Linked DNA regions of Mus musculus: all the other regions are linked to region 2. A link is a contact called in ENCODE Hi-C or POLR2A ChIA-PET data. All regions are on one chromosome and are shown on one strand. Each heading gives the region's core, a stretch centred on a gene start or an enhancer-like site at or near the end of the contact. The rest is flanking DNA. Distances are from core to core; before and after follow the strand shown. Region 1 has its middle 37 kb from the start of Gm35315. Region 2 holds the start of Chfr (checkpoint with forkhead and ring finger domains). Region 3 holds the start of Ankle2 (ankyrin repeat and LEM domain containing 2).

The links. A loop is a pair of places that touch in the nucleus more often than their neighbours do. ChIA-PET counts read pairs that join two places held with the same protein, here RNA polymerase II (POLR2A).
Region 1: a map of heart shows a loop between it and region 2 (2.8-fold over the local background). The contact joins the enhancer-like site here to the promoter of Chfr in region 2. A Hi-C loop is called at or near these places in 6 of 37 maps with a recorded cell type or tissue (heart, left cerebral cortex and mouse trophoblast stem cell). POLR2A ChIA-PET finds 5 or more read pairs at or near these places in 3 of 5 experiments (Patski and embryonic stem cell).
Region 3: POLR2A ChIA-PET joins it to region 2 with 11 read pairs in Patski. The contact joins the promoter of Ankle2 here to the promoter of Chfr in region 2. POLR2A ChIA-PET finds 5 or more read pairs at or near these places in 2 of 5 experiments (Patski and embryonic stem cell).

The regions. Positions count from the first base shown.
Region 1 is chr5:110,056,818-110,059,517 of GRCm38, reverse strand. No RefSeq gene overlaps it. Among named protein-coding and RNA genes, the nearest start is that of Gm35315, 37 kb to the left of the region's middle. Within about 2 kb of position 1,402, at least 1 of the 3 ENCODE cell types and tissues checked has a DNase peak (open chromatin) inside an H3K27ac peak, as active enhancers do; it is heart, where a contact is called at or near this core.
Region 2 is chr5:110,134,509-110,137,208 of GRCm38, reverse strand. It overlaps Chfr (checkpoint with forkhead and ring finger domains), which reads right to left and starts at 1,379. Exons shown (of 18, transcript NM_001289577.1): 1 at 1,275-1,379; 2 at 1,015-1,158. The coding sequence starts at 1,147.
Region 3 is chr5:110,229,746-110,232,445 of GRCm38, reverse strand. It overlaps Ankle2 (ankyrin repeat and LEM domain containing 2), which reads right to left and starts at 1,442. Exons shown (of 13, transcript NM_001253814.1): 1 at 1,023-1,442. The coding sequence starts at 1,209.

The DNA of each region.
Region 1 (2,700 bases), core at 153-2,652, 78 kb after region 2:
GCAGAGGGAAAGAGGAGAAAAGAAGATGTCCCAGGGAGCAGAAGGAGCAGGCAGTCTTCTCCTAACCATGGGACAGATCAGGTGCCATAGTAAGGACAAGGCAGGTTTAATCTTACTAAAAGAAACAAAGCTTTTTTCTTACAAACATGGGTTTAATTTATTTAGCATTAAAAAGGTAGAAGCTTTTTTTTTTTCTCTATGTAATAAAAATTGGAGCACATTTTTTTTTTTTTTTTAAATCCAGAATGAGTGAATCCTTGCTGCACCCATCCTTGGTCTTTTGCTCCATATGCATATGTAAGTATGGATGTGTGTACGTATGTAATTGTGAGAATGTCTGCTTGTGTGTGTGTAAGTATGTTTGAATGGAAATGAATAAATGAGCATGAATGAAGCTGAATATGAATTTATGTGAGATTATGCATATTTGCTTATGTAAAAATTTTTCCTTCTGGGAGTGTTTTCTCTTCTCCTGACTCAATAGAAGTCTACTGCTCCAAACTCCCCCCTAGCCCGACAAGCAGGAGGCATCTGGACAATAGGGGAAAGAGTCTAGCAATTAATCCTTTACTTAATCTCCTGCTGTTTTAGGGTGAGGTGCTGAGTGCCAGAAACTGCGATTTCTGACCTCAGAGGATCACAGAAGGCAGGTCAGCTACAACAGCATAGTAACTTAGACTTAGATAAGTAAACTTTTTATTATTCAGCAACCCTAAATTTTTGGTAAGACTTTGTCTTACCCCAGAATCTCCTAAGACAAAGTCTTACCCTCTGGCTATGCTCTTCCCCCTCCTCTGCCTCAAGAAGAACCTACAAGAAGGAACGAACAATCACCCCACGCTGGGGCTTAGCCACGGCACAACTGTATCCTTCTTAACTGATCATTAAAGATGTAAGTGAAAATAAATTATACTATGAATATAACAAACCAGAAATTAATAAGCCCATTCATTTCTATAAACTATTGTTTTCCAAAATCTCTCTTTAATTGTTAATTTCCTGGGCACCCTTCTGCTTGTGGGACAGATTAATAAATCCCCTGCAAATTGAGTAAAGGGCTATGCAAGCTCCCTACCTAAATTCCAGGAGGGAGAAGGCAAACAGCCTAGTGAGTAAGGGAAGGTTAGGCTGAAGTCAGGCCCTGGTCAGCACAGGGTTACTGCCCTCCTAGGGGAGGAGCAAGCAGCTGAGCGGTGGCAGGGAAGTGGTGGGGCCTCCCTGGAGCTGCGCAGGGAGAAAGATGGGTAGGCTATTGGAGGACCGGCACAAATACTACAGAAATGCAAATCCCTGTAGATCTGGAAAAGGTTGGGCACTGGAGTTGAATTTTAGGCTGAGAACCTCTACACTGTGTGCCTTCAGCTCTCTCTAACCCTAAGGGAGGTACTCGAGTCACTCAAGACTTACTGGCCAATCAGAGCCTTTTAGGCGCACCTGCCAGTCAGAGGGGAAGGCGGGTTTTTCCGGGTGCCTTAGTGCCGGTTTCACTTAGTAGCTGAGCAGTCTTGAATGGTCCCATATTCTATGCTCTGTGTCCTGCCGTTGTGTGCTGTGAATCGTGTTCAGGCAAGGTCTGAAGTTGCGACATGGTGAGCACAGGGTCACTGCCAACAATGGGGAGCAGCGCGAGCTGCTGTGGTGGGTCTTTCCCAGGACAGAGTGGGAATCGGCGGCCACTTGTGAGGTCCCCTGAGGTCCTAGCCATTCGCGGGACCCAGCTGTAGCATCTATATAACTTCACTGTGGGGGCTGCATCTGTGCAGAGCATTTGGCCTGTGTGTAGAGAGATCTTTGGCGTGATCCCAAACTCAGAGAGTCCGACTTTCTACAAGTTCTGTTCTTAGCATTTGACATTAAGGTGGACAACCCATTTGGAGTTAATTTTGTGGAGGTTGTAAAAGGCATCTCATGTGCTGGGTAGCAATTCACTATCAAGCTGTGATGTAAAAGAGTAGAATTGATGATGTAAAGGATTTACTAAAGCTTAGCGGATAGTAAGGCACTCCAAGTAGAATTTAGCTGAGGGTGCACTGCATGTAACACATCCCACAGATAAGTAATATGCTAACCAGGGCAGTTAGAGTTTAGGATGCTAGGATACACATGCTTGTTCACCAGGATTGTCTAGAATTCATAACAATGGAATCAAACTAGATTTACAACCAGCATCTAGGCCCACCTCCAGATCAAAGAGCAGGCCTCTAACCAGCTGCTCAATGGGGCATTACAGGGTCACAATCTACAGTAAGGCCTGGTGAGCCATAAAAGTTCAGTTTTCTTCTTGAGAAAAGGATAGTTATGCCACATGGGCAGGATGACACCTAGTGACAATCATGTGAAAAGAGAAAAAAGAAAAGAAAAGAAAAGAAAAGAGAAAAGAAAAGAAGAGAAAAGAAAAGAAGAGAAAAGAAGAGAAGAGAAAAGAAAAGAAAAGAAAAGAAAAGAAAAGAAAACTGTTGTCTTGAGTGTAGGCCTGATCCAGCTACACTTTCCCTGAGGTCCCCACGTCTGGAGCAGGACACAGCTCCTTCTGAAACCCAGGAACACGATTGGCAGAGCCATTCACAGCCTAGTCCATGGGAGCTTTCCCTGAGGCCCTGGGTATAGAGAGAAAACAGGGCTCCTTTTCTAAAACCTGGAATATGCTTGGGAAAGTGGTTAATGGTCTGGGGCCAGGGCCTTTGGGAGGGGTTGAATCAG
Region 2 (2,700 bases), core at 130-2,629:
CTCTCTCCGAGTCCAAAGCTAGGTTACACACAAGCAGTTCATGTAAGATTTTATCAATCCTCCTAGCAAAATAAGGTGGACACAAGTTATAGAAATCTATGTCCTAATCCCAGCACTCGGGAGGCACAGGCAGGTGGATTTCTGAGCTTGAGGCCAGCCTGGTCTACAGAGTGAGTTCCAGGACAGCCAAGGCTATACATAGAAACCCTGCCTCATAACCGCCCCCCCAAAAAAAACAAAAACAAAAACAAACGAAAAAAAGAAATGTATGTCCTTGACCCAAAGCAATCGATGTTGGGATCTGTGTATAACTTTGTTCAAATTCTCAGTTTCCTAAGTTCATTAAATAAATTATTCTATTTCCTGGGACTTTGAGATCTTTTCAAATAGAAACCCTGCCATTATAAGTTGCCCTCAGAGCACTGGTTTAACAGTGTCCTAGTCTTCCAGCATATTCTTTGTTCTCATTTGTCACAAAACATTTTTTCTAAAGTCCCTGTGGTTTATTTTTTTTCACCCGTCAACCTTTTAACAGTGGTGTCAAATTTCTACATACCTTTTTTCAGTTTTCCTTTTGTTAATAATTTCTAATTGCATTTCATTGAGAAAGAGAAGTGTACAGTAATGAGGACAAGATCGTATTTCGAAGGATATATTTACAGATCTATTTCACAAAGTTGTACTGAGAACTGACTGATATCCATCATCAAGCATCCAGAAGAGCAACTGCACAAATAAATAAGCCCATTTTATGGGGGGGGGGGGGGGTTGAAAAACAGTGCACACACACACACCCCCCGAATTCCAGTAGCTTCTGTATCGCCAGCCGGGTACTTTTCCCACTTCAAACCCCCTGTCGGTTTCCCCATCTAAACCCACTCTGACTAGGTCTTCGATCCTGTTCTAGGCCCTCGGTCTCCTCTCAGTTGGGTACCCACTTTAGGTCCCTATGCTTCATCCCTGTCTACCCCTTTAGCCTTTATCCTCGTCCTCACTCCACTCTGGCCACCGCACCTCTCCTCCTTCCGATGGTCCACTCGCGTTTCCAAAGAAGGATCTGGGGTTCGTCCTCCTCTGCGCCTAGACGAAGAAGCCTCCCCCAGGGTTCCTGCGGCGGCGGCGGCTGCTCTTCCCCGTGTAGCTCCATAGGACTCACATCTACAGAGACCCAGAAACGCCGGCTCAGGGACTACTTAAAAAACGCTCAGCACCGCTGCTATAGCCTGGCCGCCGCCTGCCTCCCCAGCCAGGACCCCACCCGCCGGCCAGCTTACCCCACGCCCTGCGCGGATCCCGGAACCGGCCTTACAGTCGCCGCCACCGCTGTCAACAGACATCTCGGGTACCCCAGCTGATCCACGGGAGGCGAGGGGGAGGGGAGCAGAGCGGTACGCCCTGTGATTGGCTGGCGGCCGTGCCCACCGAGAGCGACGGCTAGAGCGGTGCCAGAAAAGGCTATCCGGAGGGGGCGGGGCGGAGCGATCGGAGCCTGCGCAGATGAGAGAATGTGCACCTTGTTGCCATCTTTGATGCTGGCAGGCAGGCGCACTTACCTTCCTGCAAAAGCACGGAAGTAGCTGTGGAGGGCACCATGTTAGATTCGGGCCAAAAAAAAAAAAAGACCGAGTAACTTATAGATCGGAAGGTCCTTAAAACCTCACTTGTAATTCCGAGATAAGGTGCTATTTTCACACGTCAGATTACAAAATGTGAAAGCTTGGTACAGTGGGCCAGCCCTTCGCAAGGAGCATAATTTAAGATGTCAATTAGAATAGAAACAGGTAACTCGTCTCTGAGGGCTGATTTGCGGTATCTTTAAATCCTGTTTCTTAGGATCTTGTGTCATTCCCGAGTTGTATGCTACAAGCATGTTGGTGACCCCCCGGTGAGAGAGAAACACTGGCAAAAACAATGCCCTGGAAGAAAGTCACTGAAGACAGAGAAGCAAAGTCCACACACAGTGGTTCTTGAGCAGCTCGGAGTAATGTCTTTGCTGGTGAACAGCTTCAAAAAAGTATTAAACATCTGTTTGTTTGTTTGTTTGTTTGTTTGTTTGTTTTGTAAAAAGAAAACACATACACAGACACATTTGTAAATATATGTGGAAATGCGTCTTTGCCTATGTCTACAAAGATTTACTCAAATACTTTTGAAAGGATATAAAAGTAGCAGTGGCTGCCTCCGGGAACATGGATTTGTACCGGTCTGAAAATCGCCGAAGAAGACCCCAGACATAGATAATATGCAAAGACAAAGAGCGTTTATTCTGAAGAAACAAGCAGTATGTGGGTCACATTTTTTGAAATGGTGTCCGCAGTCAAGGGTGTGTGGGCCTTCTTATTGGGGGGTGGATATTAGGTAATCTCTAATGTGATTGGCTGGGCCACTGTTCACATTTGGGAACTGAACTGTGACCCTCACCCCCACCCCCCAGTTAAGATTATATAGAGTTTTTAAGCCTAAAATCCACAAACATCTGTGCTAAATTATTCCACCAATCAGGATTTAGGGATAGAGGGTTTACTTAGGAACTTGTCTTTGTTGTATATGTACCCTGCTCCCATTGATCTGGGTACTCAACTTGCAGGGACTTGACTTACCTAACATTCATGTCCTAACTTGTCACAGTACCCATGTACATATTTCTTTCTGCCAAGTAGGATGTCAATTCCCAATAGGCCTTAGGAACTTAAACTTTAC
Region 3 (2,700 bases), core at 193-2,692, 95 kb before region 2:
CTTAGCGGGGTCAAGAGAATGTAAAACCCAAAAGACAAGCATTGGCCCTGTTGTCACAACACAAACATTTCATTTCTCCACGGCCATGTAAAAATAACCAGCATTACCCTGACCTTCCTGTTCCCATTTCTTAAGCAAAAAACAAACAAACAAAAACAAAAACACGAAAACAAAACCCCCAAGAAACCAACGACTGCTAAGAAAGGGTTGATATGTATGTCAGTGGTAGAAGACTTGTCAAGATGTGCCACGCCTTGAGTTTTATACCCAGCCCTAAGTAATTAAAAAATGAAATTGTGTTTAAGTTCATAGTAGCAAATGGAGCCTCTGTTACCCGTAAGATCTTGTTAGGGTTGGGTTATCTCTAAAGTTCTAAAGTTGAGTTAATGGCTTAAAATGTCATTTTCCTTCTAGAAGAATTACTTTTCATCTTCCACTAAGAACTAGATTTAGGAGAAAGTGAGCGTTAGTGAAAAGTGGCTTCATACGAACACATACCTCGGGCTGGTGAAAGAGCACACCGACTGCTCTTTCCGAAGGTCCTGAGTTCAAATCTCACAACCACATGGTAGCTCACAACAAGAGACCTGACGCCCTCTTCTGGTGCGTCTGAAGACAGCTACAGTGTACTTATTTATAACAATAAATAAATCTTTGGGCGGGGGGCCGATCGGAGTGAGCGAGCAGGGTTGACCCGAGCGAACAGAGGTCCTAAATTCAATTCCCAACAACCAGATGAAGGCTCACAACTATCTGCACAGCTACAGTGTATACTCATAGACATAAAATAAGTAAATCTTAAAAATAAATTTAAAAAATTCTAAAGAAATCTTAAAAAACAAAACAAAAACAAAACACATACCTCGTAAACATGGGATTACAGTTTAGAGAGGTGGAGAGAAGAAGTGCTAACAGGGCTGTGGGTTCTCATCAAAAGTTTCCAAAATATCCGCGATAGGGTCTTACCGTATCCAGGGGGCGTGGAGAGTGAGGTTTTCCTCCCACGACTGACGCTGCCTTACCTGGCTGTGCGGCCACCGCTTCAGACGCGCTGGGCGGAGAGGAGAGCGTCCCGCAACGGTTCAGGTCCCGCGGCCGCTTCTCTAGCCGGCGGACCAGCCAGCGCACGGCGATGAACAGCACCGAGGCGCCCAGGAGCTCCCAGGCCAGGGCCGCCCACTCCACCACAGCCAGCCGCTGCCACAGCATCGCCACCGCCGGCGCCGAGGCCTTGAGCGCGGCCGCTGCAAATGCAGCCCGCGTCGCTCCCGCCTCCGGCCCTCAGAAGACCGCTCGCCTCGCCACGGGAGTCGCGCCTGCCCCAAGCCTCCTCCTCCGCCCGGCCGTGGTTAGACCAGGCGGGCTGCGCGCGCAGTGCGGGCCGTCCCGTTTCCCAACGATCAGGCTAGAACGCGGCCCGGAACGCAGCCTCAGGCGGCTCCGGAGGCAGCCCGGGGTCCTGATTAACGCGAGCGCAGCCCGGCAGTGGCGCGGGCAGCTTGGTCGGGGTCCTGAGTCGGACTCGGCGCGCTGCCTGGCGCGGCTCGCTCTTCAGGTGCGCCGCCCCGAGTTGTCGCTGCTGGAGAGCGCGAGCGGGCTCCTGGGTCACCCAGACTGTGTGTCATCCCGAAGCCAGCAGAGCTGGGGCCATAGTGCTTGACTGATAGGGGCTGAGGATGAATACGGCGGCCAGAAAGCCCAGCTCTGCCTCCTGTTGTTAATGAAGATTTTCTCTGGAATACAGGCAGAATGCCTATACCATTCCGACGGATAACGCGAAAGCCTACCTAGCACTGGGATTAAAGATGTGAGCCACCATGCCAGGCTGCTGATTTTAATTTTTGAAGTCCTTTTCTAACCTTTGTTTTTCTTTTTTGAGTCTTAACTATATATCCCCAAACTGGCCTTATGCTGGAGATCTGCCTCCTTGAGCTCGCAGAAATGTGATTACAAGCATGTCACATTAATTTCTGCCCACAGATCATGAGCTATGGAAGCCCGTGATGGTGTAGAGGCTTCTCACATGTACTCTGAGTGGTCTTTAGAAGGCAGAGTGGAGGATGGAGGCCTGTTCTGTTCAAATGTGTATCCTACCTCCTGCCAGTGAGAACTTGGTAAGACCAATTCTCACTATCCGGAGAGGGTGGCCTGAGGAATGGCCTAAAAAGGCCTGAGTGGAGGCCCCGACACGTTCAATTTACAGGTTACCAGCCAAGAGTCAGATATACATACCCTTCAGGTCATATCTTCAGTTAAAGATGTTACTTACTCCTCAGAACAGTCTCAGGGAAGCCAAACTAGATGACTTGAGAAATGCTAAGATGAATTTCCAGTTATTTTTATAGCCCCAGGATTAGAAAGCTAATTTAGATGTATTTCAGTATTTAGCTGGGCGTGGTGGTGCACATCTTTAATTCCAGACAGAAGCATGTGGATATCTGTGTTCGAGGCCACCCTGGTCTATAGATCCAGCCCAAGAGGCATCCAAGACTAAGTAGCAAAACCTTGTCTCAAAAAAACCAAGATAAATAAGTTAAATTTAATTATAGGCAGATGGGTAAAGTAGTATTAATTCCTTAAAGAAACAGGTACAGGAATATGTCATAGAGCAGTGGAGAACAACTTTTAATGTTTTGTCTTTTGCTTCATAATTGTGTTTATTTAAAGAGACCATGTGGGGTGGGGGGCTGAAAAGATGGC